Regions from separate parts of the Homo sapiens genome. Here region 2 is linked to region 1. Evidence: chromatin loops called from intact Hi-C (ENCODE). Cell type or tissue: HCT116. All regions are shown on one strand. Each heading gives the region's core, and the rest is flanking DNA. Links, peaks and the distances in the headings are about the cores only.

Region 1 (16,238 bases), core at 3,558-11,557:
ACCACTGTTTTAAAAAGTGTAGATTTAGGGCCTGGCGCCGTGGCTCATGCCTGTAATCCCAGCACTTTGGGAAGCCGAGGTGGGCGGATCACTTGAGGTCAGGAGTTCGAGACCATCCTATCTAACACAGTGAAACCCCGTCTCTACTAAAAATACAAAAAATTAGCCAGGCGTGGTGGCGGGTGCTTGTAGTTCCAGCTACTTGGGAGGCTGAGGCAGGAGAATGGCGTGAACCCGGGAGTTGGAGATTGCAGTGAACCGAGATCGTGCCACTGCACTCCAGCCTGCGTGACAGAGTGAGACTCTGTCTCAAACAAAAACAAAAACAAAAAAAACAGAAACAAAAATTAGCCGGGCGTGGTGTTGCACGCCTGTAATCCCAGCTACTCAGGAGGCTGAGGCAGGAGAATTGCTTCAACCCGGGAGGCTGAGGCAGGAGAATTGCTTCAACCAGGGAGGCTGAGGTTGCAGTGAGCCAAGATCACCCCACTGCACTCCAGCCTGGGCAACAGAGGGAGACTCTATCTCCAAAAAAAATTATAATAAAGGAATAACGAATGGCTACTCCATAGGCAGAACAGTCCCGAGGACTGCTGGGTGCCCATTTTTATGGTTATTTCTTGAGTATATGCTAAACAAGGGGTGGATTATTCATGCCTCCCCTTTTAAGACCATGTAGGGTAATTTCCTGACGTTGCCATGGCATTTGTAAACTGTCATGGTGCTGGTGGGAGTGTAGCAGTGAGGATGACCAGAGGTCACTCTCATCTCCATCTTGGTTTTGGTGGGTTTTAGCCAGCTTCTTTACTGCATGCTGTTTCATCAGCAAGGTCTTTAATGACCTGTATCTTGTACCGACCTCCTAGTTCATCCTGAGACTTAGAATGCCTAACAGTCTGGAATGCAGCCTGGTAGGTCTCAGCCTTATTTTACCCAGCTCCTATTCAAGATGGAGTTGCTCTGGTTCAAACGTCTCTGACATATTTCCCCCCTCCCTTTTACGAGAGAACCCTTAATCCTAAGGGCTGCAGAGGGATGAAGATCCACTTTCTGTAACTTCTTTATGCTGAACAGGGGTGATGATATTCCTGCCTAACTGTTGGGTCTCTTGCATTCAGGGTAGAGGAGCTCAGTTCGAAAGCGTTGGTATGGCGAAGGCCATTCATAACTCTTGAGTTCCGACAAAAGGTATATCTGGAAGATTAATAAGTGTTCAGTTTAAGAAAACATTTAGTAAGCTTATCCTGCATTCCTACACAAAGAGTATAATCACAGCAATATATTCCACAACAGTAAAATAAAAAAAATAAAATTATCCCAAGTAAACTGAATTAGAAAGTTTTCCATGAACTGGGCAATTGTTTAAATCAAGCTAATAAGGAGTCACTAGCCAATTCCAATATGTGCCCAGAATTAGAATAACATTACCCATCACTCTTGTTTCTTCTGAGCAGCAGCCAGAGATCACTGGTTGGTTCACAGGAATAAGTGGGATCATTCTCTTGTCTTCCATAGGTCTGTGGGACACAGGTCAGGAACTGTGTAGACAAGGAGTGAGGCCAGTTTTCCCAAGCGGCTTTTATTGGCTCTATAAGTCAAGTTTGATTCCATAAAGGAACACACACCATTCCAGTTGAAGCCTTGGTAAAATAAGCAGTTTCTCCACTTGTGTCCCAAGGTCACCCAGTCAGTGCTGCAGACTATTTCCTTTGGGTTGGGGGGCGGGTCCCCTCAGTGTCCTCCTTTCTGTGGTTCGCCAGAAAGATGTTACCAGAAAGGGGTCCTGATCCAGGCCCCAAGAGAGGGTTCTAGGATCTTGCAAAGGAAAGAATTTGAGGGGAATCCATAGAGTAAAGTGAAAGCAAGTTTATTAAGAAAGTAAAGGAATAATAAAGAATGGCTACTCCATAGGCAGAGCAGCCAGTAAACTAGGCTTGTAACTTAAGAGACATGTTTAACTTACAGAAACAAATCACTGATGTGTGTGTATAAGCCATGAGAGAGATATGGGACTTAATTTTGCTACAAAAGAGGATTTAATTTCCTGCATAATCAGCTTCCCCCTATTCCACTGAATTAATTTCATCAACATACAAGGTGGATATTTTCTCCTGTCTTAAGCAATCTCCCTCCTTTGACCCCTGTGCCCCTTCAGGACAAGGGTAGGCTGTGCTCACTTGCCTCCCAGTCTTTGGAACTCACCCTCGCTGGGCTTTGCCCTATTGCCCCACCCAGACTGCTCGTAGGAAAGGTTATGTTCATGTTGCTGGATTCAGTGGCAAGGCCTCAGCTGTTACCTTACCTGACCTGGTTTTAGCATTGGACATGGTTGTTGACTTTCTTCATTGGCTTCCAGGACACCACACTCTCCAAGTTTCCCTTCCCATCCCTTTCCCTTCCCATCCCTTTCCCTTCTCCTCCCCTTCCCCTCCCCTCCCCTCCCCTTCCCCCCTCCCCTCCCCTCCCCCTCCCCTCCCCCTCCCCTCCCCTCCCCCTCCCCTCCCCTCCCCCTCCCCTTCCCTCCTTTCCCCTCCCCTCGTTTCCATCTGTCGCCCAGGCTAGAGTGCAATGATGTGATCTCAGCTCATTGCAAGCTTCACCTCCTGGGCTCAAGCAATTCTCTTGCCTCATACTTCCAAGTAGCGAAACTCCAGGTACCAGCAACCATGCCTGGCTAATTTTTGTATTTTTAATAGAGGCAGGGTTTCACCATGTTGACCAGGCTGGTCTCAAACTCCTGACTTTAGGTGATCTGCCCACCTCAGCCTCCCAAAATGCTAGGATCATAGGGGTGAGCTACCGCACCTGATCTCAAACTCCTGACTTTAGGTGATCTGCCCGCCTCAGCCTCCCAAAATGCTAGGATTATAGGGGTGAGCTACCGCACCCAGCCCACACTCTCTAAGTTTCTAACTCCCTCCTGGCCACTTCTTCCCAGGTTGGGGATTGGTTTTAACTTTTTGGGATCACAAGTTCCTTTTAGAGTCTGATCATCACTGTGAACCCACATCTTAGAGAAAACTGTACGTATGTTTATGTTAACAAAATTTATCACAAATATTAGTTTTCATCCTTTTCAATTATTATTATTATTATTTTTTTGAGATGGAGTTTTGCTCTTGTTGCCCAGGCTGGAGTGCAATGGCATGATCTTGGCTCACCGCAACCTCTGCCTCCCGGGTTCAAGTGATTCTCCTGCCTCAGCCTCCCCAGTAGCTGGGATTATAGGCATGTGCCACCACACCTGGCTAATTTTGTATTTTTAGTAGAGATGGGGTTTCTTCATGTTGGTCAGGCTGATCTCGAACTCCTGACCTTAGGTGATCCGCCCTTTTCAGCCTCCCAAAGTGCTGGGATTATAGGCATGAGCTACTGTGCCTGGCCAGAATTATGGTGACTTCTAAAAAGGTCTGATTTCTTTCTTTAAGAGTTAATGGTTGTTGCCTGGGCAACGTAGTGAGATGTTGTCTCTTAAAAAAAGTACGAAAAGTGTTAGCTGGACATGGTTGCTTGTACCTGTAGTCCTAGCTACGTGGGAGGCTGAAGAGGGAGCATTGCCTGAGCCCTGGGAATTGGAGGCTGCAGTTAGTTATGGTTGTGTCACTGCACTCTCACCGAGGTGACAGAGTGAGACCCCCTTTCTTTAAAAAAAAAAAAAAAAAATTAGGCGTGGTGGCTCACGCCTGTAATCCCAGCACTTTGGGAGGTCAAGGCGGGAGGATCACTTAAGGTCAGAAGTTCAAGACCAGCCTGGCCAACATGGTGAAACCCTGTCTCTCCTAAAAATAGAAAAATTAGCCTGGGTGTAGTGGCACATGCCTGTAGTCCCAGCTAATTGGGAGGCTGAGGCAGGAGAACTGCTTGAACCCAGGAGGTGGAGGTTGCAGTGAGTCAAGATTGCGCCACTGCACTCCAGTCTGGGCAATAGAGTGAGATTCTGTCTCAAAAAAAAAAAAGAAAAAAAGTAATGATCGTAAGCTGAAATAGTGTTTATAATACAATTTTGATCAATTTATAGAGTTCACTGTTTCTTCTTTTTTTTTAAGTGACAAGGTCTCTCTCTGTTACCAAAATAAAAAATAAATAAGTAAATAAATAAATAAATGATTTTGTATATAATCCACCTACGATTTTTTTTTTTTTTTTTTTTTTTTTAGATGGAGTCTTGCTCTGTCACCCAGGCTGGAGTGCAGTGGCATGATCTTGGCTCACTGCAACCTCCACTTCCCGAGTTCAAACAATTCTCCCGCCTTAGCCTCCCTAGTAGCTGGGACTACAGGTGTGCACCACCACGCTGGACTAATTTTTGTATTTTTAGTAGAGATGGGGGTTTCGCCATGTTGGCCAGGCTGGTCTTGAACTCCTGACCTCAGGTGGTCCTCCTGCCTTGGCCTCCCAAAGTGCTGGGATTACAGTCATGAGCCACCGTGCCTGGCCACCCCCATGGATTTAATACTTCTGTTTTTTCTAATGTGAATTGTCAGTTTCATATTACTTGTTAGTTTATTTAAAGGGATTTAACATGCTTGCATAAGATCATAACCCTTTATGGTCAATCATACTGATTATATATTATTTTAGTATGTGATATTCTCTTTTATGCTAATTTTGATTTTTTAGCATGTAGAAATTTTTGAAGACCTTCAGAAAATTGTATTTATGGCCTTTCTTGGTGGGTAATATTTTCTGTGTTTCATTTGCTCTTCTTTACCAGGCACCCGACAGGAGGATCCTTTATTCGTCCGAACAAGGTAAATTTTGGAACAGACTTTCTTACTGCAATTAAGAACCGCTATGTGTTAGAAGATGGACCAGAGGAAGATAGAAAAGAGCAAATTGTTACAATTGGAAATAAACCTGTGGAGACTATCGGTTTTGACTCTATTATGAAACAGCAAAGGTAAGTGGAGTTTATAACGGCAGAGCTGACTTTTATGGTTTTATTAAGGTTCAGAATTGAAATACCCATGACTGTATATGGATGCTCATGACTTTGCTCCTAAACTGGTTTATGGTTCCACAGAAACGGAATCAAAATCTGAGGAATCCAAGAATTATTTAGGGAAATTAAAATTCTTATGTTAGCACAGGATTGGTAGATTTATCCAGTTTGCAATTGAAATATTTATTGGCCCATTATTACTATTCACATCATATTATCTCGTGTTGACTAAGTAACCAAGGCTGACGTTTGGGTTCTTTTCTATTTCATGGTGATGATGGTAAGTTGGGAATGGAAACAGCAGTCTGAATTGTTCCCTATGCCGTGGAGCGTGCTGGTGCCGTCTGTTAATAGTAGGGAGTAGTTCTCACCTCGGGCTGCACATCTTCATCACCTGGGGAGCTGTGGAACATGCGGCATCCTTGGTCCCATCCCAGATCTGCTCAATCACAATTTTGGGATATGGGCTCTAATGCATTTTATTGTATTGTATTGTATTGTATTTTTATTTTTATACAGACAGGATCTTGCTATGTTGCCCAGGCTGGTCTTGAACTCTTGGGCTCAAGTGATCCTTGGCTTCCCAAAGCACTGGGGATTACAGGGATTAAGCACCCGGCCTTAAAATAATGCCCTTTAAAACTGCTGCACAAGAACATTCTCTTTTCTCTGAAACTGTATATTGTGACTTTGTACAAGGAGGCTTTCTAGTCATTCCAGTGAACTGCTTGAATCAAAGAGAGAGAAAGATAGTATTTACACAAAACCAGTCATGGCTGCACAAGAACTGGCCAGGCCTTGCAGCTTCCTACTGTGGTGAGTGACTTGGACGAGGCATCTGGGTAAGGACCCCTGGTGGCCACTGTGAGGATAAATTTGTGGCCACTTGGAGGCCTGCAATATATTTTCTTTCAGTCTCTAAAAGAATTAAGCTATAGTTCTGTCCAAAGTAAATTTCTTTACTATCTTTTGTTATTGTTGTTATTAATAAAAGTGCACATGGGGACAATGTGGAAAATAAATACATTTCTTGGTACATCTACTCTTTAGCATACATGGCCCCCATTAAAAAAAACTCAGAATAAATCAAGAGTTTTAGAAAAAGGAACAAATGGACTGTTCTTTATAAAACAAGATACCTTTATTGTTGAGAATTTAGAAATTACAGATTGAACAAAAAAGTATCATGATTAATGCCACCACTTAGATATAAGTATCGTAAACGGGCTGGGTGCGGTGGCTTATGCTTGTCATCTTAGCACTTTTGGAGGCCGAGGCAGTTGGATCACTTAAGGCCAGGAATTTGAGACTAGCCTGGCCAACATGGTGAAACCCTGTCTCTACTAAAAATACAAACAATTAGCTGGGTGTGGTGGTACGCACCTGTAGTCCCAGCTGCTTGGGAGGCTGAGGCAAGAGAATCGCTTGAACCTGGGAGGTGGACGTTGCAGTGAGCCGAGATCATGCCGCTGCACTCCAGCCTGGGTGACAGAATGAGACTCTGTCTCAAAAAAAAAAAAAAAAAAGAAAAAAAAGACGTAACTATCATGAACAGTTTTTACTGTTTACCCTACTGATTTACTTGGATTTAAAGAACTACATGCTTCATAGGGTTAGAGTTCTTTGCTTTATTTTTTCCCATTTAAAATACAAATAGCCTGGGCAACATGGCAAAACCCTGTCTCTACAAAAAAAATAAATAAATAAATGCAAAAATTAGCTGGGTGTAGTGGTGCGTGCCTATAGTCCCAACTATTTGGGAAGCTGAGGTGGGAAGATCACCTGAACCCAGAAGGTCAAGGCTGCAGTGAGACATGATTGCACCACTGCACTCCAGCCTAGGTGACATAGTGAGACCTTGTCTCAAATGACACACAAACCAAAAAAAAAAAACCCCAAATATTTACATATCTCTTACCCAAAGGAAGCATTTTTTTAATTGGTTAATCTCTTTCTGAGAATATTAACAAATTGCAAATGGATTTTCGTCCCCTAGTTTATGAACAGCTATGTAACTCATGAATTTTTCTGTAAATGACCCTACTACTTGAGTATCATTGCATTTAATCATTAGCTAGTGTCTTTCTTGATTGAAAAGGTAAAATTTTAGAGATTCTGGAGTAATCTCATATGTTGGCTGGAGATTAGTCAATTCAGAAATTATGAGACAGCTTGGTGGAATGCAGCCAGTGTTGGAGTTAGGCTGGGTTCAGCCGCCAGCTAAGGCACTTTTGGCTCTGACAGAAGTTAGAGATAGCTGCTTATTGTTTCTAAGCCTCAGTTTCCTCAGTTACAACATAAAACCTAAGATATAAGTGCTGTTGTGAATAACAAATGAGATCCTACAATTAATGATAGCTGTCAGTTAGGAGTTGAAACCTCTACTTTAAGCCATTGTCTTATCTCATCAATAAAATCCAGCTGACCAGCTTTGAGATCGTACCACTAAGAAGAGACTTACTCAATAAAGGAATCAAAAACAAATTAAAAAATCCATTATGTATGGTTTCTCTTGGAGATGGCTTTGGCTCTGGAGTGATGCTTGGACTGAGATCTGAGTCCTCATGCTTAGTGCCAAGTTGACCTGGCAAAGAAGGCTATTTTAAATTTTAGGGGGAAGGAGCGACATCTGTCGGACACAGTGCAAACTACAGTTTGAAGTAGTTGCCTGTTTCATGAGATTCCTGTAGTTCTTTTCAATGATGTCATAAGCCTACAAAGCTGGCTTTTGGGCAATTGCCGCGATAAAACACAAGTATTTATGTACATCTATCATGCATCAATAGAAATATTTGTTTTATAAAAAAGCAAGTATCTCTTAAATCAGTGTGGAACTGGAAATGGAATTGGTGGCGTCCAGTCTGATTCCAGGGTTTGGGAAGTTGGGCAGTGCCCAGCAGACACTGAGTTGACAGGACATAAGTAATGATTAAGTTGTTTGGCCCTAACTACGTACTTAATTGGAACTGTGAGGTATTTATTTTGGCCTAAGTACCATGAAAAAAATTACTGAAACCCTAAGGACCGTGTGGCCTGAGAAAGTTTGGGACCCTCTAACCTTGAATTCTGCTGCTGCCTTTTGTACCCTGGTTTTTCTTTCTTTTTTTTGTTGTTGTTTCTTGTTTTTTGTTTTGAGACAGAGTTTCACTCTTGTTACCCAGGCTGGAGCGCAATGGTGTGATCTCGGCTCACTGCAACCTCCACCCTCCCGGGTTCAAGCGATTCCCCTGTCTCAGCCTCCTGAGTAGTCGGGATTACAGGTGCCCCCCACTATGCCAGGCTAATTTTTGTTATTTTTTTTAGTAGAGACAGGGTTTCACCATGTTGGCCAGGCTGGTCTCGAACTCCTGACCCCAGGTGATCCGCCCACCTTGGCCTCCCAAAGTGCTGGGATTACAGGCATAAGCCACTGCCCCCGGCCATGTATTTGTTCTTCTGTGACTGGCTTATTTCACCTAGCATAATACACTCAAGGTTCATCCACATTGCGGCATATGTCAGAATTTCCTTCCTTTTTTTTAAGTTCGCACAATATTGCATTGTATATGTGTGCCACGTTTTGTTTATCCTTTCATTTGTTGATGGACACTTGGGTTGCTTCCACCTCTTGACTACCAGGAATAATGCTGCTGTGAACTTGTGCATATACCGTGGCCTTTTAGAGATGTGAAGTCTGAGGCACAGAGGTGCTAATTCACTTCTCCAAAGCCAAAGGAGATGGTGGAATTGGGATTTGAACCCAGGTGGTCTGGTTCCAGATTCTGTGTTCTTAGACATTATGTATGCGGATTCTTTTCATGAATAGAAAGCACAAGATTCTCTACACTTAACAAATGGCTGCCGGAAGTATCTGGTCATGCTGAAGCTGGGTGCGCTCTCTAGGAAGTACCTTAGGGAGGCTTTTACATGTGAGTGCGAGAAGCACTCCATAGCATGTACTTCTGCGTGGTTGGGAACAATCTAAATGTCAGCAGAAGAGTATGTACATTCCTTGTGGTCTGTTCATATAACAAACGCTGTAAGGTGTGAAGATGAATGTCCTGGAGCTCCATGTGTCACCGTAGTGAAATCTCACCACTGAACAATAGACTGTTGAGGAAAAAGTCAGGTGCAGAAGGCTCTGCGGAGTAGAATACCATTTATATCAAGTTTCAGAATATTAAAAAATGCTGTAATTGTTTAGGGATATGGAAATATATGGTAAAAATATTAAGAAATGCTTAAGATTAAATAAACACCAAATGTAGTATAAGGCCCTGGGGAGGGCCGGGCGTGGTGGCTCACGCCTGTAATCCCAGCACTTTGGGAGGCGGAGGTGGGTGGATCACTTGAGGTCAGGAGTTCGAGACCAGTCTGGCCAACATGGTGAAACCCCGTCTCTACTAAAAACACAAAAATTAGCCAGGTGTGGTAGCAAGCGCCTGTAATCCCAGCTACTGGGGAGGCTGAGGCAGGAGAATCACCTGAACCTGGGAGGGAGAGGTTGCAGTGAGTCTAGATTGTGCCACTGCACTCCAGCCTGGGCAACACAACGAGACTCTGGCTAAAAAGCAAAAAGAAAAGTTTACCTCTGGGAGTAGAGGGAGAATTGTGTTTGGAGAGGGCCCCAGAGGACTTCAGTTGCATTTGTAATATTTGTAGTGCTCTTTTTCTTTTTTGTAATGCTTTATTTCTTAATTTGGGTGGTGGTTACTGGTATTTGTATATTATTTTTGGTACCCTTTTATATGTCTGAAATGTGTTTAATTTTTTAAAGGGCCAGTGGATAGCATACGTGCTTATGTATCCATGTGAACTCTGTTTTTCATGCAGTCAGCTGAGCAAGTTGCAAGAAGTTTCTCTGAGGAACTGTGCAGTAAGTTGTGCTGGTGAAAAAGGAGGAGTTGCTGAAGCATGTCCTAGTATCCTTTTCACCGAGAGCTTGTTATTGGAATCTGACTATGGATTTTATACCTGTGCCAGAGACTGCTAATTGCCTACCCATTGTCCAGTCTTGACAACTTCCTTCCTAATGCAGTTCAGTTTTGCTTGGTGTAGTTGGGGCCCAGATAAATTATTTACCTTCCCAGACCCCTTTGCTTGCAAGTTTGCCAGCATGTTCAGGTGGAAGTTTCTACACCGGGCTCCTTGAAAGGGGGCACACTTGGCCAGGCGCAGTGGCTCACGCCTGTAATCCTAGCATTTTGGGAGGCTGAGGCAGGTGGATCACGAGGTTAGGAGATCGAGAACATCCTGGCCAACATGGTGAAACCTGTCTCTACTAAAAATACAAAAATTAGCCGGGTGTGGTGGCGTGTGCCTGTAGTCCCAGCCACTCAGGAGGCTGAGGCAGGAGAATTGCTTGAACCCGCTAGGCGGAGGTTGCAGTGAGCTGAGATCGCGCCAGTGCACTCAGCCTGGAGACAGAACAAGACTTCATCTCAAAAAAAAAGAAAGGGGGCACACTTGTTTGGCCTCTGCCTTTTGCCTGTTGCTTTTACCCTTCCCCTGCCTTGAGCGGATGGAAAGCCCAGGGCTTTGGCAGCTGTCTTACAAGTGTGAAGAAAGCCATCCAGTACAGATTGGGAGAGCAGAGGAGAGGGAACCTGGGCTGCTGACTGTGTACTGGGAACCTAAGATGAATCTGCTTCAGCCCTGGTCTGTTTTCTCATGCAGTTCTTTTTTTTTTTTTTGAGATGGAGTCTTGCTCTGTTGCCTAGGCTGGAGTGCTGTGGCGTGATCTCAGCTCACTGTAACTTCCGCCTCCCAGGTTCAAGTGATTCTTCTGCCCTAGCCTCCCAAGTAGCTGGGATTACAGGTGCCCGCCACCATGTCTGGCTAATTTTTTTTTTTTTTTTTTTTGAGACGGAGTCTCGCTCTGTTGCCAGGCTGCAGTGCAGTGGCGTGATCTCAGCTCACTGCAACCTCCGCCTCCCGGGTTCAAGCAATTCTCCTGCCTCAGCCTCCCAAGTAGCTGGGGCTACAGGCGCCCGCCACCACGCCCAGCTAATTTTTGTATTTTTGGTAGAGACGGGGTTTCACCATGTTGGCCAGGATGGTCTTGATCTCTTGACCTGGTCATCCGCCCACCTTGGCCTCCCAGAGTGCTGGAATTACAGGCGTGAGCCACCACGCCTGGCCTCGTCTGGCTAATTTTTGTATTTTTAGTAGAGATGGGGTTTCGCCACATTGGCGAGGCTGGTCACGAACTCCTGACCTCAGGTGATTCCCCTGCCTCGGCCTCCCAAAGTGCTGAGATTATAGGTGTGAGCCACATACCTGGCCTCATGCAGTTATTTTTTAGTGGGAAAGACTCTGGTTCTGTTTCATGCAGCTGAATGCAGTTTGTTATAATACCCCAACAGAGGCTCTTTATGAAGTTTGGAATCTCTTTTCTCTACCTGCTCTTATTAGTGTTATTTTTGTCATATATTTCTTTTTTGCCTGTAAGCAAAAATGTTGGAGGTAGGTTAAAAGAAAATTTTAAGGATGGGCATGGTGGCTCATGCTGGTAATCTCAGCATGGTAATCTCAGCATTGGGAGGCTGAGACTGGAGGACTGTTTGAGACCAGCCTTGGCAACATTGCCAGACCTTGTCTCTATAAAAAATTAAACAAAGCAAAACAAAACTGGGTGTGGTGGCATGTGCCTGTCATCTCAGCTACTCGGGAGGCTGAGGTGGGAGGACTGCTTGAGCCCAGGAGTTTGAGGCTGTGATGAGCCATGATCATGCCACTGTACTTCAGCCTGGGAGACCCCGTTTCTATTAAGAAATTTCCCATGGAGGCTGGGCGCAGTGGCTCATGCCTGTAATCCCAGTACTTTGGGAGGCCGAGGTGGGCGGATCATCTGAGGTCAGGAGTTTGAGACCAACCTGGCCAACCTGGTGAAACTCCATCTCTACTAAAAATACAAAAATTAGCCAGGCATGGTGGTGCATGCCTGTAATCCCAGCTACTTGGGAGGCTGAGGCAGGGAGAATTGCTTGAACCCGGGAGGCGGAGGTTGCAGTGAGTGAGGTCATGCCATTGCACTCCAGCCTGGGTAACAGAGTGAGACTCTGTTTCAAAAAAAAAGAAAGAAATTTCCCATGGAAACCAAATAGACTTTCTTTAACTTTAAAAGGTCTTTCCCCAATTCATTAAGTCTGTCTGATCTGTACATAATAACTTTTGCAAAAAATAGCAGTTTTGATCAGTTTTTTTCTGAGTGAAGAGATGCCAGGTGAAGTAGCTCTCTTTGGCAAAATGCCCCGACAGTGCAGTGAAGGAAATTAGATCAGACATCTCTCCATCTGTGTGTCTGAGGGTTCACTTCCCTTGGGGGAAACAGTCTGGGGGTCTGTTGGGACCTGTGGTAGCTGCACAGGTCTCTGCCTGTCTCTGCCAGTCTCTGCCCCTGAGCAGCCTCCTCCGTTGACCCCAGCGTGCTGCAAATATGAGGTCATTTTCAAAAGTAGGCAGCTGGAGTGAGGGGAATTGAAGTGGATGCAGAAAAGAGTTTGCTGAGGAGCCAGTGCCACAGCAGTGTCAGAGCATTCTGCATTCTGCCTGGCCTATTCCTAAACTATTTCAGAAGATTGGTAATCGGGCTGTGTACAGTGGCTCATGCCTGTAATCCCAGCACTCTGGGAGGCCAAGGCGGGTGGATCACCTGAGGTCAGGAGTTCAAGACCAGCCTGGCCAACATGGTGAAACCTTGTCTGTACTAAAAATACAAAAAATTAACTGGGTATGGTTACGGACGCCTCTAATCCCAGCTACTCAGGAGGAGGCTGAGGCAGGATAATCACTTGAACCCGGGAGGCAGAGATTGCAGTGAGCCGAGATCACACCACTGTGCTCTAGCCTGGGTGACAGAGCAGGACTCCATCTCAAAAAAAAAAACCAAAAAACAAAAAACGGGGGGGCCAGGTGTGGTGGCTCACGCCTGTAATTCCAGCACTTTGGGAGGCTGAGGCAGGTGGATCACCTAAGGTCAGGAGTTCGAGACCAGCCTGGCCAACGCGGTGAAACCCCATCTCTACTAAAGTACAAAAATTAGCCAGGCATGGTGGTGGGCGCCTGTAGTCCCAGCTACTTGGGAAGCTGAGGCAGGAGAATCGCTTGAACCTGGGAGGCAGAGGTTGCAGTGAGCCGAGATCGCGCCATTGCACTCCAGCCTGGGCGACAAGAGCGAGACTCCGTCTCAAAAAAAAGGACAGATGTGGCGGTAAATGGGTTTGGGAGTGCTGGCTGTTGGGTTGCTCAGAGCTGTCAGCAGTGTCCTGAAGAATCAGCATGTTGTTTGTTTATACTGCACTTTTCTGGAGAAAAATGTCCCCCAGGACACGAAGAAATGAGGTTTCACGAAGATAATCAAGTCATGATTGGTATTTGCAGATACAGTGATAAATGTCTTGCAGCTCCCGATTGAATTCTCGCCAGAAGTTGAAGTATTGCTTTGGGTGCTTAATCCAGTCATCCTTTTTTGGGTTGGTCTGTCTTTGAGGTTATTTACTCTACCAGAACTCGAGGCAGTGGGAGAGCTGCAGACCCGGGTGTGTCAAATCTGAGGGTACTTCCAGGGGAGGGGATGAGCTTCCTCCTCCCTCATGACCTGCGGAGGAGAGTCTGTGCCCAGGTGCTTGGCCTGTGCTTTCACGGGGGCTCCTTGAACGGTGTGTGTGGGAGGGGCGACCACATATTGACAGCTGTTGTTCGTGGTTGATTTCAGGATGTAGGTGGTCTGTGTGCTCTGTACAGACCTTAGAAACAATAACTCTAGGCTACATAATGGGAAGCAGCAGTGAGGGAAGCGTGATTGGACTTAAACCCTTCCTCAGCAGCCTAACAGCCGATTTAGCGGGGTTAATGGAAACACAGGGTGGCCAAAGTGTCACCCAGAGGCCGGGAAAGCACCCCTCGCATGAGCCTGTGTTAGGCGGTGTCAGGAAGCTAGGGCAGCCGAGAGGAGGCTGAGGAGGAGGGGCAGAGGAGCAGTTTACAGAAGCCATCATGCAGGTGTGGGCCCAAGGGCAGAGGAGGAGCGCGAGGGGACCTGGAGGGTGTTTGCCCGGTCTGGAATTTTCGGCAGCCTGCACCGACTCTTTTCCCTTCCATTTGATGCGACGGCCACGGCAAAATTGAGGCTATTCTGCAGGTACTCATATTACCGATTGAAATGCAACTGTTTACGAGGGTAGACCCCATTGTTAGCTCTTGGGCTGTAATAGTCCAGGCAGCTGGCAGGATTCGGGCATGGGTAGCTGGCGACCGGGTATGGAGTCATCCCTTTCTTCGCATCTTCTCTGCCGTCCTTCCCTTGTTCCTGACCTTCTTGCAGAGCTTCCTAATTGGTTCCTGCCTAAAATTATTTCCTTTCTAACCAATGCTTTGGAGTGATGCCACTGTTTTTGTAAAGAAACTTTCTCCACGTTTTATGTATGTTTGATGACTCCCTGTTGCATTATGGGGTGCAATGATATGGATTTTGGATCGAGGATGACTTGGGTGTAACTTCCCACTTGTTCATTTGCACACAATGACACAGCTCTGTGACTGCTGTGCCACCGTTTGTTCTGCTATGAGAAAGCAAAACAACCCAGCAATCAGCATAGTGCCTGGGTCTGGTTAGCAGTGGCAGCAGCAGTGCGGGTGGTGGCTGTCACTGCTGCTGTTGTTATTACTGGATCTTAGAGCTCTTTTTTTTTTTTTTTTTTTTGGAGATGGAGTCTTGCTCTTTCACTGGGCTGGAGTGCAGTGGCGCGATCTTGGCTCACCGCAACCTTCTGGCACCCAGGTTCAAGGATTCTTCTGCCTCAGCCCCCTGAGTAGCTGGGACCACAGATACGTGCCACCACGCTTGGCTGATTTTGTTTTTGTTTTTTTTTTTTCTTTTTTTGAGATAGAGTTTCGTTCTTGTTGCCCAGGCTGGAGTGCAATGGCATGATCTTGGCTCACTGTTACCTCCGCCTCCCAGGTTCAAGCGATTCTCCTGCCTCAGCTTCCCGAGTAGCTGGGATTACAGACATGTGCCACCATGCCTGGCTAATTTTGTATTTTTAGTAGGGATGGGGTTTCTCCATGTTGGTCAGGCTGGTCTCGAACCCCCGACCTCAGGTGATCCGCCCGCCTCGGCCACCCAACGTGCTGGGATTATAGGTATGAGCCACAGTTCCCGGTCCAATTTTTGTATCTTTAGTAGAGACAGGGTTTCACCGTGTTGGCCAGGCTGGTCTCGAACTCCTGACCTCAGGTGATCCGCCCACTTTGGCCTCTCAAAGTGCTGGGATTACAGGCGTGAGCCGCCGCGCCTGGCCTGGATCTTGGAGCTCTTCTTCTGTCGCTGGCCACTCCTCAGTCGCTTCTGTGGGACCTTTCTCTGGTTGCAGACTGTTGGGTGTACCCCAAGGCTCAGACTTGGGAGCCCTGGGCTTCTTGAGAGACCTTCTGGGGTGTGGCTGGCACTCCTCCACGGCCTGCCCTCTTCCACATCTGTCTCTCCAGCTGCAGCTTTGATACCTCTGTCTGGATGTCTCATAGCCATCATAGATTTAGCATGTCCAAAACTAAGACCCACGCCTGCTCATCCTGTAGTCTTTTCCCTCTTAATAAATGACAGTTCCATTTGCACAGGCCACAGATCTTGGAGTTGTCCTTGACACTCCCTTTCTCCCATGCCCCACACCTAAATCCATTGGCAAATCCTGTGAGCCCCACTTCCAGAGTCAGACGCCCCCTCTGACATGTTCTGCCCTCTCATGCTGCTGGTTTGCTCCGGCCTCCTGGAGACTCCCGGCCCTCCTTTATTTCCCTGCAATTGTGCTCAACTCAGAAGCACAGTGACTTTTACTGGATTTTTTTGTTGTTGTTGTTTTGTTTTTTGACATAATATAGATCAAAGTCAAAGCAGAGTGATTTTTAAAGGACCCAGGTCACCTGTCGCTGTTTCAAAGCCTCCAATATCTCCCGTTTCAAGCAAACTTTGAAAAGTCCGTTTCAAACAGACTTTGAAGTGGCCTGCAAGGCCCTTTGTGATGTGGCCTGGCCCCTTATTCCTTGTGACCTTGTTTCTAGTACCCCCAAGCCCCTCTGCTCGAGTCACACAGGCGCTGGCGGTCCCGGTCATAGGCTGAGCTCGTTCCCACCCCAGGGCCTTTTGCTCTTGTCACTCCTCCGCCATGTGCTCCTCTCCCAGATGGCGTTCCCCCATTTCCCTCAGCTCTCTGCTCAGATGCCCTCTTAGAGGAGGTGGTCTTCCCTGGGCACTGCATATAGAACAGCCACACACCTTTCCTGCATGCCCTGCTCTGTCCCTGAGCACAGACAGGCCTGC
Region 2 (16,238 bases), core at 3,302-11,301, 1.3 Mb before region 1:
ACAACCAAACTCAAAATCTCAGTGTCTTACAACAACAAAAACATTCTCTAGTATGTGGGTCTGCAGGTTGGGAGGTCTCTACTGAGCCGAGCTGAGCACCTCTGCATCAGGCCACAGTCACCTGGGCAGGGCTCTAGGCTATGGTTTAGGCTTCAGGTGGTGCCACTTGCCTCCCAAATTCCTGGGACCAAGAGCTACCCACCCTGGGCTTGTTCTTATGACAAAGCAAGTCAATGGCCAAACAACCATTTTAATGGGTTGGAAAAGTATACTCCACCTGCAGTGGGGAAGGTATTGCAAAGTTAAGTGACAAAAGGTGTGGCTGTATAATCCCATAACAGGGGAGTGAAGAATTGGCACCAGTAATTTAATCTACCATTTCAGCTATTATGTTAAGCAATAGACTTTAATTTCTTCATGATTCTGGAGGCTGGAAGTCCAAGATCAAGGTGCCAGCAGGGTTGCTATTACCGGGGAGTAAAGAATTGGCACCAGTAATTTAATCTACCACTTCAGCTATTATAGTACCTACAGTGGAGAGCATCATGACTAGTTCACTATCATGTGTATGACTACTAGATGAAGCACCCTAAAGCAGAAAGGACACAGACCTTCTATTTACATAGAGCTCCTGGCTCTATTTACCCAGCTCCTGGCATTTCTAACTAAATGGCTTCAGTCCATTTATCTACATTCTCTGAGCCTTGGTTTCCTCAGCTATAAAAGAAGTTTTACAAATCAAATGAGAAAGCATTAAAAGACAGCTCGCAGAGGCCCTGGTACACAGGAGGTAAACAATAAATCTGTTTGCCTTCCATTCTTTTATTAATGGAAGCACTCAAAGTACACTTTATAGAAAAACATGGTTAGACTGACTGAGCAACTCCCTTTGTTTTCCCTCTATGTATTATTTGGAAAACCTGACTTGCTTACTTGGGCACTAGCCTCACAGAACTATTAGCAGTCAGCTATGTCTGTAATTCTTTATTTGTCTTCCAAGTATGAATGACGGGTAATGATAAGCATAAGCCCCCTAAGGAAAAAAAAGCACTGCTTAAGTGCTAGCATTTACTGAAACAAGCCACAGAAATGGCTGTTATTCCCAATCTTCCATTAAAAATATAGTGACCAACCTTGTGCAACATAGCGATACCCTGTTTCAAATGGAAGTGAGATATATATATAAAAGATATATATATTTATATATATAAAAGATATATATATTTATATATATAAAAGATATATATATTTATATATATAAAAGATATATATTATTTATATATAAAGATATATATTTATATATATAAAAGATATATATTATTTATATATATAAAAGATATATATTTATATATATGATATATATTATTTATATATATAAAAGATATATATTTATATATATGATATATATTATTTATATATAAAAGATATATATAAAAGATATATATTATTTATATATATAAAAGATATATATATAAAAGATATATATTATTTATATATATAAATGATATATATTATTTATATATAAAAGATATATATTATTTATATATAAAAGATATATATTATTTATATATATAAAAGATATACATATAAAAGATATATATTTATATATAAAAGATATATATATTTATATATAAAAGATACATATATTTATATATATAAAAGATATATATATTTTTATATATAAAATATATATTATATATATAAAAGATATATATAAATATATATATCTTTTATATATAAAAGATATATATAAATATATATATCTTTTATATATAAAAGATATATATATTTATATATATATAAAAGATATATATATATCTTTTTTGATTTCTTTAAATATGTTTCTCTCATAGCCCAGGTATAAATCTCCACAAGCAATTGCTATAGCCATTACCAGATGTCTGGACACAGTCGTTCTGATCATTTATGGACTTTATTTCAGGTGGCAAGTGGCCTCAGAGTGTCTCCTGCTCTGGAAGTGTTTGAAATGCCTGCCACCAATCTCAGGGAGTGGAGTATTCTACTTGTGAAAGTCATTCTGCTCTGACCATCCTGATAGGCAGCCCCACACACTGAGGCGTTTTGTTTTGCAGAAGGAGAGCTGCTGTGAGCAGTCTTCTTTATGTGTGCATTGTTTGCAGTAAGAGTGAGTCAAGCCACCAGTGGGTGGAGGCCAGGCTCAAGAAATTTTCACATTGCCTAGAGGCTTGTGAAAGAAAGTAACACTCCCTGCTAAAGATTTCTTTCTTCATAGTTTTAGGGCAGGAAGGAATTTTAGAGAAAGGCTAGGAACACGGAGGCCATTTCTAGAATTTTTGCTTTAGAGCCTAGCCTGTAGGTTAAATGTGTGTCAAGTGAAGATGAGAGTCTCAAAGAAGAGGCACATGAAAGAAGGTGGAAGCAGATGCATCCTAAAGCCATAGGCAGCTCATCTCCTCATGGTTGGAGGGAGGAAACCCCAGAGAACCCACCTTGAATGTTTTTAGGAGTCTCCCTTTCCATCTCATCACTGTTTCTCTGTGCGGTTGACTTCCTTCTTACACATTGACTCCTCCACATGGTTGCTAGCACCTTTATTTATCTATAATATGTATGTCCTCATTCATTCTTCAATTCAGTGAACACTTAGGGAGGGACTACTGTGTGCTAGGACTGTTCTAGGCAACAGGATGCAAAAGTGAGCTCGTACTGTCTGATCTCAAAGATGGTAGGGAGAGGGGGAGGACAAAGAGGTGACGGCCACTGGAAGGAGTGGACCATGCTCTGGGTGTTCCAGAGAGGGCGCAGTGGATGCCACCTGGGCTCTGAAGTCAGGAGGATCTGGCCCACAGTAATAGGGATACTTTCTTAGAGAAGGAGGCATTTGAGCTGGGCTTTGAAGATGGGTGTGGCGAGATGCCATGGCCAGGGGCACAGCTGCCAGAAAATGTAGCACCTGTTTAGAGAACAGCAACTAGCTCTGGTTGGCAGGGCTATGGTATGACTAGGAAAGTGAAGGACGGAAAGTGAAGGATAGTATGACTAGGAAAGTGAAGGATGGAAAGCGAAGGACAGGTAAGATGGGCCCAGAAGCGCAAAGACCCTGGAGCTCAAGCTAGAGAATTGAGAAGGTGGAGAAAAGGGAAGGTTTCTGATCAGAGGAAAGGTAGACTGCTCCAGCATCAGTTTGTAGGTTGAATACGGAGGAGGAAGATCACTTCAGATCCTATATTCCTTGCAAGAGCTCTTGGATGCCTGGATAAGAGTTAGTGGTTGTGGAAATAAAAAAAGGGGATGACACTTAGAGACATTTTCAAGGTGAATTTCCTAGAATGTGTCAATTGATGGAAGATGGCAATGACACTCACACCGGTTCTCAAATCAGCCGACAGGAGGCACTAACTGGAATGGCAGAGCCAGGAAGGGATGGTGTCCTGCGGCAGAGGCCATTAAGATTTTGGTTCAGGATAATGTGTGTGGTTTTAGCACAGTGTCTTATACACAGTAGGTGTTCAATAAACATTTGCTGAATGAGTGGACAGATGGATAAAATTGTGTTTTAAATACATATACAATTAATGCATGAAGAAAACCATACAATACAGCCAATCTTTTTAGTAAGCAAAAGAATGCAAAACACAATAACCATATTCCATTTTTTGGACAAATAACACAATTAGAATTACAGTGCTAGCCAGGATGCTATGGAAGACAGTTTCATCCACAGCTGATGGGAATGTAAATTTGGAAGGGTTTTTAGCCAGATAGATCTTATACCCTCAGACACAATAATTCACTTCTAGCAACTGGTCTTGAGAAAATAATACAAACTACAGAAAAATCTTTTGCTATAAAATGACAAAAATTTTAAACACTCCAAATAGGATGTCAAGTAAGTCTGTTAAGGTGGATCCACATTATGGAATTGTGTAGCCCCATAAAACAAAATTTTAAAAGATGAGAAGACTCTTATTTTTGTAATTATGTGAAAAATCTAGTATAAGCTTTATTAAGTTCATAGTGGCTATCTCTAGACGGTGAGATTTTAGAACATTGTTATAGGAAATGGGAAACAGAAAAGTTTAAGATGAGAAATAAGGTAAACATTTGTTTTATAATCAGAGGAAAGAAATCCATTGGATTTTCTTGTAAGAGAGTGAATTTAATTTTTAATTATTTAATTAAAAAAATAAAATTTTAATTTAGTTTTCTTGTAAGAGAGTGAATTAATTTAATCTAGCTCCTGATCTGTGTTCATGTGGACTTGTTTGACTTTGCTGGTGAAAAGGCCCCTGTATTTTTTGTTTTGTTTTGTTTTATGAGACGGAGTTTCGCTCTTTTTGCCCAGGCTGGAGTGTAATGGCGCAATCTCAGCTCACTGCAACCTCCACCTCCCAGGTCCAAGCGATTCTCCTGCCTCAGCCTCCTGAGTAGCTGGGATTACAAGTGTGCACCACCATGCCTGGCTAATTTTCATATTTTCAGTAGAGACGGGGGTCTCACCATGCTGGCCAGGCTGGTCTCGAACTCCTGACCTCAGGTCATCCGCCCGCCTCGGCTTCCCAAAGTGCTCGGATTACAGGCGTGAGCCGCTGCGCCCGGTTGTCCTCTGTGCTTTCTGAAGACTCCGTGCTGAAGAGCCAGCAGCACAGTGGCCACATCGTGTGACCCATGCTCCCTCTGCTGACTCCAGCCAGCAGTGACGATCCAGTCCCAAGCTGCTGGGTACCACATTCCAGGCCAACAGGAAGAGCTTCCCCAGGACAGCGGCCTCAGAGCTCAGGCCTGGAGAAAGCTGAGAATTATGCTAAGGAAAGAAAAGAAGACTTTTTTAAAAATAGGAGAAACAATGAGATGGGGCTTTCAGAACACAGCAAGATGTTTAGGGTGAGGTTGGCCTTGTCCTTCTGTATCCTGTGTAGTCCCCATCAGGATCCTGGGGGAGACAAGCGCCTGAGAATAGCTCATCCTCCGAGTGGAGCAGCCTGAGATAAATGCAGGCCATGCTTTCGGCAGAACCTCAGATCTTTCTCATCCTTGCCATGGCTGTGCTGGTTAATTCAGTGCTTAGACCAGGTGCAGTGGCTCATGCCTGTAAACCCAGCACTTTGGGAGGCAGTGGCAGGAGGATCACTTGAGCCCAGGAGTTCAAGACTAGCCTGGGCAGTGAGACTTCGTCTTTACAAAAAAATAAAAATAAAAAAGAAAATAAAGGAGCCAGGCATGGTGGTGCATGCCTGTGACCCCAGCTGCTCAGGAGGCTGAGGTAGGAGGATTCCTTGAGCCTGGGAGTAGTTCGAGGCTGCAGTGAGCCAGGATCACACCACTGCACTCCAGCATGGGTGATGGAATGAGAACCTGTCACAAACAAAACAAAAAAATCTGTGCTTAGACACATACTTTCCCTATAACAATGCACAGAACACCTTGCTGTCCTTTTCTCTCATGTGACTCATATCAGAGTTTATCTTCTACCCCGTATTTCCAAAAGTAATCCCAAATAGTTATTGTCTTGTATTGTGTTTGGAAATTTTACCCAATCTTTTGTGAAGTTTATAATTCACACTCTTTTTTTTTTTTTTTTTGAGACAGAGTCTCACTCTGTCACCCAGGCTGGAGTGCAGTGCCGCTATCTCGGCTCGCTGCAAGCTCCGCCTCCTGGGTTCACCCCATTCTCCTTCCTCAGCCTCCAGAGTAGCTGGGACTACAGGCGTCCGCCACCATGCCCAGCTAATTTTTTTTTTTTTTTTTTTTTTTTTTTGCATTTTTAGTAGAGACAGGGTTTCACCTGTTAGCCAGGAAGGTCTCGATCTCCTGACCTCATGATCCACCCTCCTCGGCCTCCCAAAGTGCTGGGATTACAGGCGTGAGCCACCGTGCCCGGCCTATAATTCACATTCTTAATGACCGGTTTCAGAAATAACTTTTACTTGAGGCTGGGCATGGTGGCATATGCCTGTAGTCCCAGCTACTCAGGAGGCTGAGGTGAAAAGATCGCTCAAGCCCAGTAGTTTGAGACCAATGAGCCCAGGAGTTCGAGACCAGCCTGGGCAAAAGAGCAAAACCTCATCCCCATTTTAAAAAAAGAAGAAGAAAAAGAAAAGAAAGAAAAGAAATAACTATTAATATATGTGCTGTGCTTAAAGTTTCTGACATAATCAAAGCACTCTTATGAGCCCCTGATAATTTCCACATTTGTCCTCTCCGTCCAACCACAGACTAAATTGCCATAATCATCAAAGTAAGCCCTTGGCCTTAGACCTGGGACATAAAAGAATCAGGATGGAGCCAGGAGAAACCTGGCAGTTGTCTGGAGATCCCTTAAGCATTTGTTTTTTGTTTGCATTCCAGGAAAACTGTTTCATAAAGTAAGCTCTGAACATACTCACTACAGGCTAATACTTATTTTCTCTTGATTTATGAGAAATTTAAAGAAGCTAGAGGAGGAAGAAGCTGCTAAATGTAAATGTAATGTTGGAAGGTATAATTGGGATTTAAGATATTAAATTGTTTAATTATAGGCTGCCCTAAAATGAAGTCTTTCTTGTGTTCATAGACTTTAGTTCATGACCATTAAGATTTCGGTGACATGTAGGCAAGCATGGTGGCTCACGCCTGTAATCCCAGCACTTTGGGAGGATGAGATGGGCAGATCACCTGAGATCAGGAGTTCAAGACCAGCCTGACCAACATGATGAAACCCGTCTCCACTAAAAATACAAAAATTAGCCAGGCATGATGGCATGCGTCTGTAATCCCAGCTACTCGGGAGGCTGAGGCAGGAGAATTGCTTGAACCCGGGAGGTGGAGGTTGCAGCAAGCCGAGATCGTGCCATTGCACTCCAGCCTGGGCAGCAAGAGCAGAACGCCATCTCCAAAATAAAAAAATAAGAAAAGGTTTTGGTGACACGTAAGAGATTTCTCAGCAAAGTGCAAAGACTCGGATACAAGTGTTCTCTTGCCTCCCTTATGCAATGTGTGCTGGTAAGAGTTTAACAATCGGCTCTCCAGGAGGAGACTGGGGCAAGAGGGACCCTGATTTGCAGCATTTGCCAGTTCCGCAGGGTAAGTGCTCCCACTATGGCTGGTTTCAAACTACCAGTGTGACATCACAGACTGTGTTTGGAAGGAGATACACACGATAGTCTTATGAGCCAGTATGAGTTGGCTCCAGCACACCACTGCATGCCATTAATAGATTTCTGCTGTTCTTTGGAAATTTATATCATGGTATTTATTGCTGATGAGAAGATAATGAGTTTTTGCTTAAGTTTGGGAAAGGAAAACAAATTTGAAAAATGTGCACTGAAATTGTTATGAAAAGCTCCTAATTCTTGAGTTTTTGTTGTTATTGCTGTTTTTAAAAGATTGCTTGTTTGGTCCTTCAAATGTGAGTAAAGGAAAGAAGATAAAACTACATTTCCAATATGGCTGATTTGTTTTTAATTATAAACTGACATATTTATGAAAGGTTCTATTTTAATGGAGTACTATTAGTTTGAAGGGAGAATTGCAGAATACCGTGAGATAGTTAAGGGATTTGTGAATCAAGACTAATCTGTTTTTGCTATTCTCCACTTGTGTTCATGTACACTTAACTTTGAAAAGAATGTCTTTGTTTGCTGAGAATTGAGATTTAATTCTTTTAATGTGTTTTTAAGAGTAATTTTAGCTCAGAAGAAGAAATTTTAAACCTAGGAAAATTTTAGGTTGGAATGAGGAGGGATTTCCCTTTCTTGGACATTTGGGGAAGAGTTGGAAAGAGGCGTTTTTCATTGTGCAGACACAAGATGGCGCTAAAGGAGTATAATTTAAGCATGGCTTCCTTTATTTCAAAACAGTATTTGGAAACGGGTCATCTTGAGATGCGGCGTGCATTTGAGATGCGGCGTGCATTTTGCCACATGTTGGTGGGTTTTTTGTTTGTTTGTTGTGGCTGTCATTGTTTATAAAGAGACAGCTTTAAAGGGGACCGGGTATTGAGTTGATATTAAAATATGGTAGAAAGGTATCCATATGGTCTATAAAATAAAACGGGTCAATATGATGAGGTCTTCTGGCTCTGCCTCTAGTGTTTTGGGTTTCTGTTCCTCCAAGGAAGCGCATTCATCTTGCCTGTACTTGCTTGTGGCTGCCAAAGTGTTCAGGTAGGTTTCTGCCCCAGTAAGGAAGTGTCTAAGAATCTCCTGGAAGAAGCTGGATGTGCAAGCTTTCTCTGCCTTTTGAGGGACCTCATAATTCACTTTCCAAGTACTCATCGACACCTTTTACTCTTTAATATTGCTGCCCCTTTTACTCCTGGCTGCCCACACATCTGCCTATGCGTGGACTTGTGGTGCTTTGGAATCTGTGGTTTTAATTTGTGTCCTTTGTCCTCTGGTCCTTCCCTTGTATGCACTTACATAATGGGCTGCTCTGAGGACCAATGCTTTGCCAACCCAAAGCATTTCCCCAGGAACATTCCACTGCCTTGTCTACCCTCAGCTTCCCTTTTGGCCTCTTCTCTGGGCTTAGGACCACCCACTCTTGGAATCCAAATGCTTAGGAATAAAGTAAACCTAAGATCTACTCACTATCCCCACTTAACATGTTCAACTTTTTATTTTGAAATAATTTCAGACTTAGAGAAAAGTTGCAAAAATAGTAAAAGAATTTCCATATCCACTTGGATTCTCAAATGTTAACATTTGCTTTATTCTGTCTTCTGAACCATTTGAGAACAAGCCATGGGTATAATGCTCCTTTTCCTTCACCTCGAAATATCTCAGTGTGTATTTTATAAAATCAAGGGCATTTTATTACATAACCATTGTAAACCAAAAAGTATCTGAGACTTATCTCAATCAGTTTTGAGGTTAATTTTGCCAGGGTTGAAGATGCACCTGGGAAAAAGCAACAGAAACCTGCAGGAACAATCTGTGATCCGAGCTTTTGACAAAAAGGGTCTGGGAACGTCAATAATTAAGGGGAAAGGGTGAGCAGTAGGGGAAAGAGGAAGAAAGAAAAGGGGGAGATGGTAGATAAAAGGGGCAAGCAGTTGCATTCTTTCAAGTCTTTGATCAGCGTTCACCAAATCCACATTTCATATGTGAAAGGAGGGCATAAAGGAATAGTCAATTATGTATTTGTCTCATGCTTAGTAAATCTGCACTTTACATAAAGTCAATATAAAGTAGCTACCTGTGGAGACATCTGGCCTCGGTCTGTAGCTATCTGCTTAGGAGCAAAAGGGAAAGCAATTCCTTCCAAAAGATTTATGAGCTCTGTGTCAGGAACTGGGGTCAAAGAGACCAAATATTAGAACAAAAGATGCACCTATGGCCCTTACAGCTCAGGAAATTCAAGGGCTTTAGAAGCTGTGTGCCAAGACTCAGTCAGGGGAAAAGACCAAATAAATATTTCTTATTAAGTCACAAGACCACAGGGCTATGTTATTATCATTATTTATTTTGGTGCTCACATTGTCCCAAATTTAGCAGTAGAGCCACCCTCCCTCCCACCCCCCATTATTTTTGTTTTTATTTATTTATTTATTTATTTTGAGACAGCGTTTTGCTCTGTTGCCCAGGCTGGAGTGCAATGGCGCAATCTCAGCTCACTGCAACCTCCGTCTCCCAGGTTCAAGCAATTCTCCTGCCTCAGCCTCCCAAGTAGCTGAGATTACAGACACATGCCACCATGCCTGGCTCATTTCTTTGTATTTTTAGTAGAGACAGGGTTTTACCATATTGGCCAGGCTGGTCATGAACTCCTGACCTCAAGTGATCCACCCGCCTTGGCCTCCCAAAGTGCTGGGATTACAGGCGTGAGCCACCGCGCCCAGCCTAGAGCCCCTTTTAAGCTGGGGGTTTTGTTCTTTTTACATATTCCCATCATTCTTTGAGCAATGATTTACTTTCCAGTGCAACAAGATGTCCAGGCTTATTTTGTACTATCTCAGCCCCAGCCCTGGAATCAGCCAAGTCTCCAAGGAGCAATGGTTTATCTTATGGAGGATGGTCTTTAAAAACAGAGATCTAGTGACTAATGGAATTACTCCAAGGTAGATTGCCTTCTTATTACCTGTCTTTATTCTTGTCACCAAAAGCAAACCAAATTCAGTAAGAGAAAGTTAATATTTTTACCTTAGAGCATCTATGTAACCCAAGCTGTAGAATTTCTGGTGCTTCAAAAAGCGAGGACTAAGTATCCCTTTGTTGGGCCTACCCCTGCTGACACTAAGCATGACTCTTAGCTCTGAGTGCTATATTCAGATGTTGACCCCAAACAGCTCTGGTTTGAAGGGTTTCATGCAAGATTCACCCTAATACAATATACAAGAGGCCAGGTGCAGTGGCTCACGCCTGTAATCCCAGCATTTTGGGAGGCTGAGGTGGGCAGATCACCTGAGGTCGGAGTTTCCAGACCAGCCTGGGCAACATGGTGAAATCCTGTCTCTACTAAAAATACAAAAATTAGCTGGGTATGGTGGCACACCCTTGTAATCCCAGCTACTTGGGAGGCTGAGGCACGAAAATCACTTGAACCTGGGAGATGGAGGTTGCAGTGAGCCGAGATCGCACCATTGCACTCCAGCCTGGGTGACAGAGTGAGACCCTGTCTAAAAAAAAAAAACAGGCTGGGCGCAGTGGCTCATGCCTGTCATCCCAGAACTTTGGGAGGCTGAGGCTGGTGGATCACGAGGTCAGGAGATACAGACCATCCTGGCTAACATGGTGAAACCCCGTCTCTACTAAAATTACAAAAAATTAGCCGGGCGTGGTGGTGGGCGCCTGTAATCCCAGCTACTCAGGAGGCTGAGGCAGGAGAATGGTGTGAACCCGGCAGGCGGAGCTTGCAGTGAGCCGAGATGGTGCCACTGCACTCCAGCCTGGGTGACAGAGTGAGACTCTGTCTCAAAAAAGAAAAAAAAAAAGACTATATATGTGTGTGTGTGTGTGTGTGTGTGTGTGTGTGTGTGTGTGTGTGTGTGTGTGTATATATATATAAAACCACAAGAAACTGTGAGATACACAGAAAGAGCTCATAACCTTTAAGGCCAGAGTTAATTTCATTATGCCAGGATGTGATAAAACATGGGATATCCAGACTCAATTGGGATTGCTAGTTAACACTGTGCTTTGTTTTATTTTTAAAAATCTAGACTTCGGAAGACAAAATAATAGCAATTCCAAGATACTGCTTCCTGTGTCATTTTGCAAAAACTTGAATACACTGTGGATGCTAAGTAACCGAATAGCATCCTGACTTCATGTTACCCTGATCTGTTGTTGTTGTAATGCACTTTTATCCCACCTTTCCACAGACATCAGGCAGGGACTGGAAACAAGCATTTTGTATGAAGAGTTTGTATCGTCGGATTTCCATCTCCATTGACACACAACCCCCATCCCTAACTTTTTACCTTTTAATGATCCTTTCAAATTCAGGGGTCAGCAAACTTTGGCTGGAAGTTCAACTTTGCCCCAAGGCCTGTTTGCATATCGCTGGCGGGCTATGAATGGGTTTTACAGTTTTAGAGGGTTGTAGAAGAAAGAGGAGGAGAGAGAGGAGAGGAAAAGGAGGAAGAGGGAAGAGTGACAGTGACCAGATATGGCTTACAAAGGCTCCAGCATTTACTCTCTGACCCTTTATAGAAAATGTTGGCCAATCCTGGCTCTATGTGATTCATTTAGCCATGGTGTCAGGTAAGCAGCAGCAAAATTCTTATTTCCCTTTTTAAAATGAGGAAACTGAGGCTCAGGGAGGTGAAATGACCTGTACAAGGTCACACGCTGATATTCAGAAGAACTAGAACTAGAACCAACTCTTCTGATTCAAAAAGGTCCATTTAATCTATTCATTTGCTTCTCCTTTAGTGACAAATAAGCAAATTATTTTTTTCTTTTTTTCTTTTCTTTTTTTTTTTTTACAAAACCTCTTGCACTACCTGAATATTCTTAGAGTAAGGTACTAAAAATGGAGCTAAGTTGGAGTGAATCATCTAAATCATTCTGTATTAGTTGGCTTTGCTGCAGAGGACAGATCAAGAGAGCTGGCAGGAACCCATCACACCTCTTGAAGTTTCTGCTCAGACAAGGCACATGTTAGATCCCTGTACATCAATCAGCACATCCCATGACTGAGCTCTTTCCATAAGAGAGGCAGAAATCACATGGCAGGGGTGGGGTGTGTAAGGGTAAGAGAAGGGGAGTGAATACTTGTGAGCAGTCATGCCACCTACCACACACACAAATGCTTTGCTGCCTGGGCCTTTGCACACTAGCCTCCATCTTTTCCACAGCCTTATAGGGCCTCTCAATTCATGGTGATTTTTTTTTTTTTTTTCTGAAAGCGTTCAAACAAAAATCTCTTAACTGCCACAATGTTATGAAGACATCAGGGATGAACAAACCAAATAAACCATGAAAAATCTGTCTCGTGGCAAAGCTAATTCCAAATTATAGCTAATTTGTTATTAAAAAGTTTAAAATAGCATGATGGGTCCGCCGTTGGATAGACATTTCCCATTCATAACGGTAGCATCACAAAAGCTTCCAATGCAGGGAGGCGAGTCCTTTCTTGGTCATAGGCTGAGCTGAAAGGAAAACGAAGCTCTGTTCCTTCCTTTGTGAACACTTCATCTAATCTAATCATTAGATAATTGCTCCCATGCATCCCTGGTAGAAATAATCCTGTTTTAGATGCTTATATTAGATACTTAACTATTGCACTCTGTTTTATCTGTGCCAGCTAGTATTAGGGGTGGGGAAATGAACAGGATAGTCAAAACAGCTAAAAGTAGCAGATGAGAAGCTGAAAATAGCATAGTTGCCTATTATATAACAAATAGACTTCCATCACGCAGCAATATGCACTATTTTCTTTTTCGCACACACACACTCAATTTACAGCCTCTAACACTTTTCTCCCATGGTTGAAGCTGTTTTTGGTGTGCTGCCATTGTCAGAGCACCAGCCCTGAACTGAGAAGGCCTTGCCAAGTAGAAGCCCCTTTGTGGCTTCATGGCACCTTCCACTGTGCTGGCAGGTGCATGGGGAGCTGGAGGTGCAGGCTGCAGAAGGGACAGTTCATGCTTTGCCTCCCAGAACTTGGAAAACACTGGAATTCCATTTTCTCCAGCAGTGGGCAAGGGGACCACTGCCAGAATGACATTAGGTGACCTCTCTGTGTTTCTTAGAGATAAAATTGAGGCATCTCAAATGGCATAATTTCACTCGGCTTACATTCTTATCACTACTGAATCGAAGTTGGGGTTTCCATTTTGTATGCAATGAAAATAAATGTGAAGTATCTTCTTAAGTTAAAGTATTGGGAGTCAGTGCTGACAGTGCTATAATATAAACTGCAGGACTTTTTATTGTTCTGGGAATAATAGCAATAATAGCAGATCAGCTAGCATTTGCTGGGCATCTGTGATAATTCAGAAACCGTGCTCAGCATGTCCATATATACATTTGAATCCTTTGAGAACCGCAGTTCCTCTGAGCCTCTAATGCACATTGCACTCTTTCCCCTTTGATTGCCCAGTATGGCCAAGCATTCAAGTTCAAGGCACAAAGCTGTTGTTGCCAGAAGTAGCCAAGTTACTGTGTACATCTGGGGCCATAATTACACAAAAGTACAAAAGATCACACCTGGCTTGACAGTCGTTATCAGCCTCATTTTGAGCAGCAAGAGCGTGAAGCTCAAGACAGCCCTTGGTCTCCTTCTTCTCAGCCAAGGAGGGGCAGTTGGACCTCCTTATATGAGTCACCGCCATGCCCTGCAGGACGCCTCACTGCCAGACACTCCAATCTGTTTGCAGTTCTCCACTCAGTCCTACTTAAAATTCTGATCAACTTTATTTACAATCGAGGGATCTTTTAAGCATTCACTAAATCTAGCATTTGCTAAATCTAATCAATTCTCACTAATGCCTTGAAATGTTTTTTATGTGTCTTAGTATAATTTTCAAGCAGTTTTTTAGCATTTGGTCTCTTTTGGATTCAAGCATGGGATGCGACATATTTAAAAATCTTAGGAACAAACTTTTGAGTTTTAACCATTGTTTGCAACTCTTCAATAGAAAAAAATAGCCCATGATAATTTTTTTTTCTGAGTTCTGGTCATTTTATTTTTATCAATTTGAAGATGAAAAATTACTTTTTTTTTTTTTTTTTTTTTGAGACGGAGTCTTGCTGTGTGGCCCAGGCTGGACTGCAGTGGCGCAATCTTGGCTCACTGCAAGCTCCACCTCCCGGGTTCATTCCATTCTCCTGCCTCAGCCTCCTCAGTAGCTGGGATTACAGGCGCCCGCCACCACACCCGGCTAATTTTTTTGTATTTCTTAGTAGAGACGGGGTTTCACCATGTTAGCCAGGATGGTCTCGATCTCCTGACCTCGTGATCCGCCCGCCTCGGCCTCCCAAAGTGCTGGGATTACAGGCATGAGCCACCACGCCCAGCCGAAAAATTACTTTCTTAATGCAGAGTAAATATAATATATTTTAGAAGAAAGACTTGGAAATGTCAGATGCTTAGTAAAGCTGAATAGTAATGAAAAGCATTAATAATTAAAGAAGCTTTTTTTTTCTTTTTTTCTTTTTATTATACTTTAAGTTCTAGGGTACATGTGCACAACATGCAGGTTTGTTACATATGTATACATGTGCCATGTTGGTTTGCTGCACCCATTAACTCGTCATTTACATTAAGTATATCTCCTAATGCTATCCCTCCACCATCCTCCCACCCCCTGACAGGCCCCGGTGTGTGATGTTCCCTGCCCTGTGTCCAGGTGTTCTCATTGTTCAATTCCCACCTATGAGTGAGAACATGTGGTGTTTGGTTTTCTGTCCTTATGATAGTTTGCTCAGAATGATGGTTTCCAGCTACATCCACATCGCTACAAAGGACATGAACTCATCCTTTTTTATGGCTGAATAGTATTCCATGGTGTATATGTACCACACTTTCTTAATCCAGTCTATCAATCACTGATGGACATTTGGGTTGGTTCCAAGTCTTTGCTATTGTGAATAGTGCTGCAATAAATATATGTGTGCATGTGTCTTTATAGTAACAAGATTTATAATCCTTTGGGTATGTACCCAGCAATGGGATCGCTGGGTCAAATGGTATTTCTAGTTCTAGATCCTTGAGGAATTGCCACACTGTCTTCCACAGTGGTTGAACTAGTTTACACTCCCACCAACTGTGTAAAAGCTTAATATTGACTTTAACATTATCCCTACAGTAATTAAGAATTCTGCAGGTTAATCAAAAGCATTCATGTGTTGTAATGATACATCTGAAAACTTTGACGTCTGACCAGGCATTCCGTTTCTTCTTTTTTAAATCTGTGTCTTCCACAACATGCTCACCAGAGATGAAAAGTACTTTTTAAATATATAGGCAAATAGCTATACCAATATTTGAGTAATGATTCTAGAAAATGACTTCAAATGGCATCATATTTGGGGCATTTTTTTAAAATTTTACTTTAAGTTCCAGGATACATGTGTAGAACGTGCAGGTGTGTTACATAGGTATACATGTACCATGGTGGTTTGCTGCACCTATCAACCCATCATCTAGGTTTTAAGCCCCATATGCATTAGGCATTTGTCCTAATGCTCTCCCTCCCCTTGTCCCCCATGGCCCAACAGGCCTCAGTATGTGTTGTTCCCCTCTCTGTGTCCATGTGTTCTCATTGTTCAGCTCCCATTTATGAGAACCTGTGGTGTTTGGTTTTCTGTTCCTGTGTTAGTCTGCTGAGAATGATGGCTTGCAGCTTCATCATCCACGTCCCTGCAAAGGACATGATCTCATTCTTTTTTATGGCTGTATAGTATTCCATGGTGTATACATGCCACGTTTTCTTTATGCAGTCTATCATTGATGGGCATTTGGGTTGGTTCCAAGCCTTTGCTCTTATAAATAGTGCTGCAATAAATATATATATGCTTGTATCTTTATATTAGAATGATTTATAATCCTTTGGGTACATACCCAGTAATGGGATCGCTGGGTCAAATGGTATTTCTGGTTCTAGATCCTTGAGGAATTGCCACACTCTCTTCCACAGTGGTTGAACTAATTTGTACTCCCACCAACAGTATAAAAGTGTTTCTCTTTCTCCACAGCCTCTCCAGCATCTATTGTTTCTTGATTTTTTAATAATCACCATTCTGACTGGAGTGAGAGGGTATCTCATTGTGGTTTGGATTTGCATTTCTCTAATGATCAGTGATGATGAGCTTTTTTTCATGTTTGTT

Evidence for each region. Hi-C counts contacts between places; a loop is a spot of excess contacts. Peaks named below come from ENCODE experiments on the same cell type or tissue, not always from the same donor. Only the 100,000 strongest peaks of a DNase experiment are listed, where the experiment ranks them.
Region 2: a loop joins it to region 1, with 6 times the contacts of the local background. A loop is called at or near these places in 7 of 110 quality-filtered maps.

What each region holds. Positions count from the first base shown.
Region 1 is chr1:235,409,719-235,425,956 of GRCh38, forward strand. TBCE (tubulin folding cofactor E) reads left to right here. Exons shown (of 17, transcript NM_003193.5): 4 at 4,715-4,900; 5 at 9,755-9,843. Among named protein-coding and RNA genes, the nearest start is that of TBCE, 50 kb to the left of the region's middle. In HCT116, for the core only: CTCF peaks have their summits at 5,812 (motif pointing left) and 7,576; DNase peaks (open chromatin) are centred at 5,763 and 7,540.
Region 2 is chr1:234,107,010-234,123,247 of GRCh38, forward strand. The region is part of intron 2 of SLC35F3 (solute carrier family 35 member F3); the gene reads left to right. Among named protein-coding and RNA genes, the nearest start is that of SLC35F3-AS1, 160 kb to the right of the region's middle. In HCT116, for the core only: CTCF peaks have their summits at 4,673 and 7,759 (motif pointing right); DNase peaks (open chromatin) are centred at 4,645 and 7,772.